Linked DNA regions of Homo sapiens: region 1 is linked to region 2. A link is an interaction called in ENCODE POLR2A ChIA-PET data of the cell type or tissue named here. Cell type or tissue: endothelial cell of umbilical vein. All regions are shown on one strand. Each heading gives the region's core, and the rest is flanking DNA. Links, peaks and the distances in the headings are about the cores only.

The links. ChIA-PET counts read pairs that join two places held together with the same protein. Peaks named below come from ENCODE experiments on the same cell type or tissue, not always from the same donor. Only the 100,000 strongest peaks of a DNase experiment are listed, where the experiment ranks them.
Region 1: POLR2A ChIA-PET joins it to region 2 with 8 read pairs; 5 of 35 experiments call an interaction of 5 or more read pairs at or near these places.

The regions. Positions count from the first base shown.
Region 1 is chr1:155,042,262-155,047,631 of GRCh38, reverse strand. It overlaps DCST1 (DC-STAMP domain containing 1), which reads right to left. Exons shown (of 17, transcript NM_152494.4): 9 at 4,776-4,897; 10 at 4,123-4,280; 11 at 1,640-1,739; 12 at 1,412-1,507; 13 at 1,146-1,272; 14 at 320-436. DCST1-AS1 (DCST1 antisense RNA 1) reads left to right here. Exons shown (of 4, transcript NR_040773.1): 3 at 1,477-1,672; 4 at 1,779-2,441. Among named protein-coding and RNA genes, the nearest start is that of ADAM15, 6.4 kb to the left of the region's middle. In endothelial cell of umbilical vein, for the core only: a CTCF peak has its summit at 2,543 (motif pointing left); a DNase peak (open chromatin) is centred at 2,571.
Region 2 is chr1:154,882,255-154,887,620 of GRCh38, reverse strand. No RefSeq gene overlaps it. Among named protein-coding and RNA genes, the nearest start is that of KCNN3, 15 kb to the right of the region's middle. In endothelial cell of umbilical vein, for the core only: no CTCF peak of the experiment used is centred there; DNase peaks (open chromatin) are centred at 2,130, 2,610 and 3,340; H3K27ac peaks cover 1,223 bases.

The DNA.
Region 1 (5,370 bases), core at 239-5,238, 160 kb before region 2:
AGCCGCTGGGCCCAATGTGGCACAGATCTTGCAGATTTCTATCTTGACTGAATGTCCTGTTGGACAGTGCTGCTCTGGAGGGCTGGGGCCCCCTAGCCACAAGACCCTGGCCTCCAGACTCCTCTGACTGAAGCTGGTCATGCTCCCCTTTTTCAAGCCTGCCCAGATGTGTTCCCTGCTCCGATTTCCCCAGCTCAAGCGCTCCAACCCCCATCTCTCCACACCCAAGGCCCAGGCCCCTAACTCTTTACCTTGGAGTCTTTTGACCCTTGCCCCACCGCCCTCGATTCCTCTGATCCAAACTTTCAGCATCACTCACGCATGTTGTTTGATTCCATCACTGTCTCTGAGGAGGTGTTCAGGGCCCCAATGGTTTTTCGAAGAAGCCGGGCTAGCATGGAGTCTCCCCCGACCTTCACCTCCAGTTTATGACTGCCTGCGGCCAGGAGGACAGGTAGGGAAGTCAGGGCAGGTGGAGAAATCAGGAATGTGTTAAGGGGGTGGATGTCAGGGAGGGGTCAAGACACAGAAATGCTTCTCAGCTGCCTGAGTCTTTCTGTCCCTTCCTGAATCCTAACCCCTCCCTGCTCCCAGTTGTAAGTGTAAAGGGGTACAGAGCCCCCCTCCCCTGCTGTGAGAGCTGTCAGGTTGCAGGGCTGTCATTTGACCTTGAGGAGGACAGGGAGGGGCTGAATCACAGAAAGGGGAAAAGAACAGGCAGAAGGATGGCTGGCACAGTGGCACACACCTGTAATCCCAGCACTTTGGGTGGCCGAGGCAGGTGGATCACTTGAGGTCAGGAGTTCGAGACCAGCCTGACCAACATGGTGAAACTCTGTCTCTACTAAAAATAGAAAAATTAGCTGGCCGTGGTGGCTCACACCTGTAATCTCAGCTACTCAAGAGGCTGAGGCAGGAGAACTGCTTGAACCTGGGAGGTGGAGGTTGCAGTGAGCTGAGATTGTGCCAATGCACTCCTCCAGCCTGGGTGACAGAGCGAGACTCTTTGTCTCAAAAAAAAAAAAAAAAAAGAGGCAGAAGGACGAGGCACAGTTGGAAGAACTAGGGTGGGGTGGCTGTGCAGGCATTGGAGTTCTCCAGAGGGTGTCTCTTGGGCCTGGAATGTGTCTGGGGGATGGGCTTACTGCGGAAGGAGTACTGCAGGAAGGAGTGGTGGCGGATGGTGTCGAAGATGGAGTAGAGAGCCCAGTCCAAGCCACACAGCACCACCAGCAGCAGCAGAATGGGCAGTGTCTCCAGGAGCTCCCTCACCTGGCCAAGGAGCAGGAGGGGCAGAGCTGGGCAGTGCCATCTGCCTGGGCACGGAGCACTCTCTGGTGCCTTTTACCCTCCACCCTCACCTTCAGGCCTGTCTTTGCACCCAGGAGTCCGCTCCCCATGCTGTCCTCACCACATTGCTCATTTCTGAGGCCTGGATGGTGGGCTTGCAAGGGAAGATGACGGTTTTCTCCTCAGCTTTGCGGAGTGGCAGCAGAGTCCGTTTGCCCTGGAAAACAAATGTCCACACAGTTAGGAAGCCCAAGGGCCCTCTGCCCTTTCCTCTCTGCCTTCCTGGAGCATGAACCCACACAGGGCACACAGCAGCAAGGCATCCCCGGGCAGTGCCGTGCCCACTCACCAGCTTCTTCCTGCGGTCATCGATCTGGCAGAAGTAGGTACTGATGTAGATGTTGTCAAAACGAATGTCATGGTTATAGCTGTCCATGTAGGAGAAAGACCTGTGGGTGGATGGGCAGGGATGTCTCCATCTCTTCCAGGTTCTCCTCATCTATCCCCAAACATGGGCTTCCTTGAGGCACAGTCATTCAACCAACCAGCCAGCATTCATTGAGCACCATCTATGTCCTGGGCACTGCTAGGGGATGGTGATAACAGGGAGAAGACTCTGTCCCTGCCTTCCAATTGTGTAGAGGAAGACATCCCCCTACATGATGGGTGAGACATAGCAGAAGTGAGTAGGGGATGAGGTGGGGGCTCAGAGGAGGGCATGGTCAGCCTGTCTGGGAGGGAGTTGCATGTGTGCATCTGAGGTAGGGACAGGCATGCATCTTACAGGATGAATATCGAGCAGAGTTACAGAGAGGGGGAAACTCCTTGAGGTTTCAGGAATCACCTAATCCACTGTGACTCACAAATTCCTGCCTCTTGGCTTTGCCTGCAGCATATCTCCTGGAAGTGTGCTGGGGCAAAACTCATCCCAGACCACCATCTCCATCCTCCCCCAATACACCCTGGCTCTCCCTGGCTACCCTTGAGCACGGTGCACGTGTGCATGGGTGCATGCCTGCATATATAGCTATCCCCCATGTATTTCCCAAAGCCCTACATAATGCTTCAGTTTGCTAAGGAAAAAATGTTAATTACTGCAAATGTGTTTAAAACTGTAAAAGTACATTAAACAAACTCTGTAAAGTGTGAAACATTAGTTTCAATGCTATTGCTTCTGGGGCCCTGTAAAAATCCACATCTTTGCCTTTAAAACTACTGTAAGTGCAAAGACATACTGTGAGTGCCCTCTTGTGGAGAGGCTCACAGAGGTGGTGCCTGGGCTTCCTGAGCCAGGGCCTGCCCTCCCGCCAGCTGTCCTTTCAGTGCATGACCTCACCCAGCTTGAAAGCCTGGAAGTAGCTTTTGACTCTGTGCCTCCTTCCTTCCCTCCACAAGCTGGCTCTGAGCCTCGCTGCACCTTTCCCCTTCCCCCACCATCTCAAGCCATCTTCCTGCCATGCTCTACCCGGGCCAGGCTCCCTAACCTCCAACCCAGCCTGGCCTCCCGCCCTCCCTCCAGACTTCCTGAGGCCATCTTGCCACCACCGCCAGTTCCAGGTCTTCCTGCAGGGCTTTCCAGACTGTTCTGGTCATGCCCACTTCAGTTCTCCAGGCCAGCCTCTGCCCTCTGCATCCCATGGATACCAGGAGCCTTACGCAAGGGACACCCTTCTTTCCTTGACCACCGTTCCGCATCTGCGGCCATTTGGAGCCCAGTTATTGCCCTTCCAAGGGGCACCTTCCCAGCTCCCATACACGTCTCAAAAGCCAATCCATAGAATGGCCCTTGAACCATCTCTGTCTTGTGGGTGTCTCATGATCCCAACTAGATCATTAGCTTTTTTTTTTTTTTTTTTTTTTTGAGACAAGCTCTCACTCTGACACCAGGCTGGAATGCAGAATGCAGTGGCACAATCACAGCTCACTGCAGCTTCGACCTCCCAGTGATTCTCCTGCCTCAGCCTCCCAAGTAGCTGGGACTACAGGCATGTGCCCCACACCTGGCTGATTTTGTTCATTTTTTGTAGAGACGAGGTCTCACTGTGTTACCCAGGCTGGTCTCAAACACCTCAACTCAAGCCATCCTCCCACCTCGGCTTCCCAAAATGTTGGGATTACAGGAGTGAGCCGCCATGCCTGGCGATCATGAGCTTATTGGGGGCAGGAATAGAGCTCCTTCATCTTTGTCTTCCCATGGGGCCCTAGATACACACATACCCACTCACTTGCAGTCACTCTAGGCCCCCCACATAGGGGCAGACAGAGCAACAGCCCTGTGGCAGCCCTCACCCAAGCCCTGCCCATCTCAGGTGTTTGGGAGTGGAGATGGGAAATAGAGGGTCCAGAGACCAGCAGGGGAGCTAGAGCAGAGCAAGGCCCGGGGCAGCCCAGCTGGACACTGGGCTGGGTGGGGTTGAGGACTTTGTTCTAAATGGAGGGAAAGTCGCTGCCAACGCAGCAGGCAGGAGAAAATGAAAGCAAAATGGAAAGATAAAAATGGCACAAAGTCAGAGCCAAGGGGAATATGAAGGGCAAGAAAAAATCAAAAGTCAAAGCTAAACGTAAAAAAAAAAAATCAGTATTGGGATAAAGGCTGGAAGGAGGTGGATGAATGAAGACGGTTGGCCTTTTAAGGCAGTGGGAACATGGGTAATGTTCTTCTGACAAAATGTCCACTTTTCCTTTAACTTTGTGTAAACAAAGACAAAGGTAAATAATATTCAGATTCAGAGGTGAGGATAGGTGCTAGGGTTCCATCCTTACAGCCTCCCTCAGGGCAGGGCTCCAGTCCGGGGCAGAGGAGGGGCTGCTGGGGTGGGGACTATGGCTCACGCATGCAGGACCAGCAGGAAAGTGCAGGAGAGCAGCACGTGCAGCAGCCCCAGGGCCCACTCCAGCCGGGCCTCCTGGCGGTACACGTAGTCCCGCACCTCGGTGCTCACGCGCTCCCAGCTTGTGTTGAGCCCCAGCACCCCAGCCTGCTTCTCTTCCTGGTGGAGGGCACATGAGCAAACTCAGCCTGCGGCCACCTCGTCAGACCTGGGTCCCACCTCTTCATGACATCTGTTCCCCAGTACCCCACTTGTGTCCCTGGGGCCCTCCCAGGACCTCTAGGAGTTGTCACTTCCTTCTGCTCACCACCCTCCTGGACACAGTCTTGCTCCCCTGCACCTACATCAGCTGACATCATCTCATATCTGGCTGATAGCTCCCACCCCAGGCCAAGTCTGCACAAACCACAGGCTTGGCACTGTCCCCTCCTCACCACCTTTCCCCTCCCCTGCCCATCTCAGGTGTTCGGGGGTGGAGATGGGAAACAGAGGGCCCCCTCAACACCAGCGACATTCCCCCTCCTTGTCCCCCTCCCTCACCCCTGGTCACCTCTTTCCTGTGCCCTCTCACTTGTCCTTCCTCTAGCTCTATTCCCTCATGCCCTCCTCCCACTCCCTATCTACCCCCCACCAACCCTCGCCCTTGCCTTCTACCTTGAAGTCAATATTGGCTGAAAATTCCCCATCCAGGCCACGAATAGACTGGTTGAGGGAGTCGTAGGTCTGCCCAAAGTTGCCTTCCACTGGGATGCGATTGCGGCACCAAACCTCCATCACTGGTGAACAGTGGACGGGGTCAGGGGCCTCCCCGGGCCTGTCCTCCAGGTGCAGGCCTGGCCTGCCTGTCCTCCTGTAGTCCTCCTCATCCTGCTTTTTTGTCTCTCTGCCCATGGCTTGCTACCACACCAATGCTGAGTCTTCCCCTCTCTGCTCTCTTTGGATCCTGCCCTCCAGGAACCAGACCTGAGTTCCCTCATTTTTGTCAATCTATCCTCAACCATAACAAACATCAGTAAGGAGAGCCAGCGTTTACAGAGCAGCTCCTCTGTGTGCCAGCTCTGCCACTGCCTTCACATACGTTAGCCCCATAAATCCTTAAAAGCCCTTAATGTGGCTGGGTGCGATGGCTCACACCTGTAATCCCAGCACTTTGGGAGGCTGAGGTGGGTGGATCACCTGAGGTTAAGAGTTCAAGACCAGCTTGGTCAACGTGGTGAAACCCCGTCTCTACTAAATATACAAAAATTAG
Region 2 (5,366 bases), core at 1-5,000:
GATCCGCCCACCTTGGCCTCCCAAAGTGCTGGGATTGGAGGCGTGAACCACTGCGCCTGGCCAGATTTGCATTTTCAAAAGACTTTTCTGTTGCCCTGTGGAAGATGGATTTGAGGGCTGGAGGGGTGGGAGTGGGACCAGTTAGGAAGGTGTTGGGTTAAGTCTGAACAGGGAGGTGGAGAGAGAAGGAAAGCGATGCTGAGAGCTACCTTCAAGGCTGGGTCCACAGGATTGGGTGCCAAGGACGGCTCCCATCTTCTGGGGGATGCTGGGGATCTGCCTGAGCTGGGGAGACGCTGGACCAGGAGATGATTTTGGAGGCACAGCCGAATCTATTTGGCACATAAGGGTGAACTCCTCAAGGATGGACACACATATTATTCATCTCTAATTCTCTGGTTGGGCACAGCAGAAGCCCAAGAAGTGTTTGTGGAATAAATGACTGGAAAGCCACTCTTGGGCTTGCTGGTCTGTCTTGTTGGCCAGCATGTAGTGCTGCTCCTCAGATGACAAAGTGAAGTGTCTATTATGTTGTTTCTAACTTGGTGGGTTATCTGCCCAAATAGACGCTCTGAAGGTGACCCCAGATGATAGCAGAGAGAGGCACATGTGGGCAGCAAGTGGGTATGTGTGGGCATGTGGGAGGGGGGCACTGGGAGTTGGGGGAGCATTGTCCTTAGCATCTCATCACCGTTCATTCACATTTACTGCTCAGCTGGGAGCATGCTCTGGCTGCAGGGCGGTGCTTTTAGCCCAGAGGCTCAGAGCACTTTCCTATCACTAACATGGAACATTCCCAGAATTCCCCAGAGGCCTGGGGTTCCAGACAGTACAACATACAGAAGGCTGAGGCTCCAGTCACACTGCTGAGGTGTCTGAGCATAACAGTGCATTCGTCTGTCCAAGCATGCACCATTTGTTCATTCACTCGTCATGTGCCAGGCACTGTGCTGGGCTTGGGGAATCCAAGGGCAACAAGACAGGCCTGTCCCAGCCTCCTTGAGCTCACATGCTTTATGCACATCCAGATACAGGGGTGCCACTGTCACTAGAGCCACCTCTGGAGTCAGCTAGCAAGATCTGGAGCACATTATCCTCACTTCCATCTCAGCTGGTTGAGCTGCAGTACTTGAGAGTCTGTGGATGATGATGTTATTGGGAGTTTTATCTCTAACCACATGTACCTACTTCCTGGAAGTTCAGAGCAATGATCCTTAAAATGGCCAGAAACTAAAACTGAAAACCACCCAACTGCCTAAGAAGAGTGAATGGCTAAGCAAATTCTAGACATATGATGGGGGAGGAGCATGACATTATCTAATAAAAACGTGGGGTTATGTTGATATGTTAATGAGATGGGATTTACTGTCACTATGAGACTGTCTTTAATGAAACAAGAACATAAAATATCAGGTACACACTAATTACAGCACAACTGCTCTAAAACCTATATACACACATTGTCATCTCAATTGTATAAGGAAAACACAATGCATAGCAAAAGACTGAAATATGCCACATCTTAACAATACCTACTTTGGTAGAGGAATTTTACGTGACCTTTCTGCTTCTTTATTGTTTTCTATTTTTTCCCAAACTTTTAATAATCAGCAAGCATTTACCGTGAAAATTCAGAAAAGTAAATACATTAAGACTCTCCTATGTTTACACATTGGCATAGGTCAGAAAAGTATTTCCAGGGATGTTAGCTGGGCGTGGTGGTGCATGCCTGTAATCCCAGCTACTTGGGAGGCTGAGGTGGGAGAATCGCTTGAACCCAGGAGGCAGAGGTTGCAGTGAGCCGAGATCGTGCCATTGTGCTCCAGCCTGGGCGACAGAGCAAGAGTCCGTCTCAAAAAAAAAAAAAAAAAAAAAGAAGCATTTCCAGGGATGTCAGAAGAGCTTGGTGAGCGCTAGATTCAGTTGTTTGTATTTGTAATGAACCACACACTGATCATTGAGAGCTGAACTAGGTAGACACTAAGTGCGCCTTTGTTCTGAAGTGCTGGGATTCAACTTAATTCCATACAAGTTGAACAGCTTACAATCCTGTCAGGGAGGCAGACTTATTTATTTACTCAACCGTTTATTCAACGAGTGTTTATGGAGTTCCTCCTTTGTTCCTGGCATTGTCCCAGATGCTGGAGAACATAAACACATAATCACAATGTGATGTGAGAAGGGCCTCAGCAGAGGTCCCGACAGAGTATTAGGGGAATACAGCATGGCTAACCCTGTTTGAGGATGTTGGGGATCAGCGAAGGCCTCCTAAAGCAGGATCATTTGAACAAGGCCTTGAGGGGTGAATAAGAGTTCTCTAGGCAACAAATAGAGGGAAATGGAGCCTAAGCTACTTTGGGAATTATTTTTAGAGATGCCTACATGTGCTATGAGGGAAGATAGAATATGTGGATTGTTTATAGACTGTTGTCCTCATTCCAGCCAGGAGACCAGAATGAGGAGTTGAGTTCAAAGGTCTGAACTCACAAAATTAGAATAACTCATTTGTGTCCTGGCTGTTTTCTTACCCCATGTTTAACTAAACATCATGTGTGTTCAAGGCCTCTTTGAATAATGACCCTCTCAACGCTGGATCTTGACCCAAGTTCAGGAACTGGAAACATCTGGATCCTGCTGGGCTAGAAAAACATGTGTGACCCCTAGATCTCTATCCTCACACAGAAAGCAAGGACAGCTTTCAGAAGGGGACTCACAACTGGAAATTCTAACAGGTAAATATTAGTATCATTAAGAAATCTTGCAAAGGTGATTATTAGCCATCTCTTGTCTGTCGAGTTCTGTTGCTTTTCTTTCTTCTCTCCTTTTCTCAGTTTTTCTCTCTCCCCTGTGTCTTTCTCCTCCTTTGCCACATCTGTCTGCCTCTTTCCTTCTCGTCTGTTTTTCTATTCTCTGGTCTCTTGTTCTCGCTCTTTGTCTCTTTCTGTCTCTTGGAGCATTTCTCTGTCTCTCTTGCTTTGCTACCTTTCTCTCTCTGTCTTTCTCTTTCTTGTATCTCTTGCTGACCTTGGGGTCACTCCCTTGGTTTTCTCCATTTAATGGAGCCCCAACTTGCCTTTGATGGCATTTGGGGAGGGCAAAGTTAGTCGGACTCTCTGAACTTGATTGGCCTCCCGTGACAAGGATCTCTTTTCACAGGGTCTGGATTTAAAGTGTGAAAATATAAAGAGCTTTTTCATTCTGACTCGCACATATCCCTACTTGAGCTGAAGCATTTCCAGACAGATAATCATCAGGTTTCCTACAGGAAATTAAAGACCTCAGTACCGTGTAGTTGTTTAAATCACCCGTATTGCCCATTAGGTTTCATGAAAGGCTTTGCTTCCCTGGTATGTGATAGAACAAATCTTTAATAAGATTTTTCCCCCAATTTTTCTAATGAAGTCGGTCGTGTGTGTCCTCTAGATAAGCTCACAATAAGGCCAGCAGGTTCCCATTTTGGTATGAGCCGGTGCCTCACCCCTTCTTATCTAAGCCACAAGGACACGGAGCTGGCACATGTCCTCAGAGTCCACACTGGGAGCTGCCCCGGGGACAAGAACCCCTACAAGTAGGAGCATTCAGACCTCTGGCTGGATTGGCGGATGTGGCCATGCAGTGCCTTCTGTCCAGGAGCCAATGGCACCCCCACTTCTGCCTTAAGCCCCCCGTGTGCCCACACTCCTCTGGTTACCATCTGCTTCAGAGGAAGTCAGGCCCCAGTCTAGCCAAGATGGTACTCCTCCTTCCTTTTCTTGGTGGTTGGTTTAGGTCTGAGCATTTAACCCCCCCTTTTTCATTTTTATTTTTTTTGAGACTGAGTCTTGCTCTGTCACCCAGGCTGGAGTGCAGTGGTGCGATCTCAGCTCACTGCAAACTCCGCCTCCTGGGTTCAAGTGGTTCTCCTCCCTCAGCCTCCCGAGAGTAGCTGGGATTACAGGTGCCCACCACCATACCCAGCTAATTTTTGTATTTTTAGTAGAGACGGGGTTTCAACATGTTGGCCATGCTGGTCTCGAACTCCTGACCTCAGGCAATCTGCCCGCCTTGGCCTTCCAAAATGCTGGGATTACAGGCATGAGGCACCATGCCCCAGCCTAACCCATTCTTTGACCAGTGAGATGCAAAGGAAAGTCTAGGGACTTCTGGGACAAATGTTCTCATTATTAAAGAGATCCACAGCAGGGGGCTTCCCTTCATTGCTGTTGCACTTGAAGGTTGGCAATGGGATGCCTCAGTGTGCCCTGGCTACCTTGTGATCAACCTGCTGAGGATGGCAGAGCAGAAAGTCAGGAAGAGCCAGTGCTCATGGTGACATGTGCTGCCAAGTTAATGACCCCGGGACTGTTCTACCTCTTGAGTTTTTAGTGTGTGAAATAACAAATTTCCTTGTTTTTAAACTCTCTTGAGGTTTTTTTTTTTTTTTGACTGGCAATTGAAAGCATATTAGTAGACACAGACAGGACCACAGAGGTCCAAGATGGGCCCCCATGTCTTCTGAGAGAGGTCTGAGCTCACTGAGAGAAGGGTAGGGTGGGGACAAGCCTTGGGATCGAAGGCCCTGCCTTGGAGCAGTTTGTCGTTCCATGCTATGACAAACCATGGGCAAGAAAACCTCTCTGAGCTGAAGTTTCCTTGGCTCAAAATGAGTATTGAGTGCATCACAGATGCTCAATAATCATCAGCTCTCTTCTCTTCAGGTATGCTTATCTTCCAGTTATTATTATTATTATTTTTTGAGACAGAGTCTCACTCTGTCGCCCAGGCTGGAGTGCAGTGGCATGATCTCGGCTCACTGCAAATTCCACCTCACAGGTTCAAGCAGTTCTCCTGCCTCAGCCTCCTGAGTAGCTGGGATTACAGGCGCCTACCACCATGCCCGGCTAATTTTTGTATTTTTAGTAGAGATGGGGTTTTACCACGTTGGCCAGGCTGGTCTGGAAGTCCTGACCTCAGGTGATCCACCTGCCTTGGCCTCCCAAAGTGCTGGGATTACAGGCATGAACCGCCACAACAGGCCTCTTCCAGTTACTTTTAATGGGACCAAGAGGTGCCAGGTACGGAGAGCTATTTAATGACATTTCAGTGCTGGGGAAATTTTACACAGAGACCATTCTAAGTCCTTTACCCACAGTTGCTCCAAGTACAAATCACGTCTCTAATGCCAGCACCAGTGTTGAGGGGGAGGCAAATACACCCAATTCTCAATTCTCCATGGTGATGAAGAATGTGGATAATTGAAAACAGCAGATAATCCCCGAACCTGCTTTGAGTCACTGACTTCCACCGCCTCCCCCATCATCACTTTTCTGGTGCAGCTGACAAAATGCCACATGCACGCACGTTTCTTCTCTCTCTTCTGGTGGATC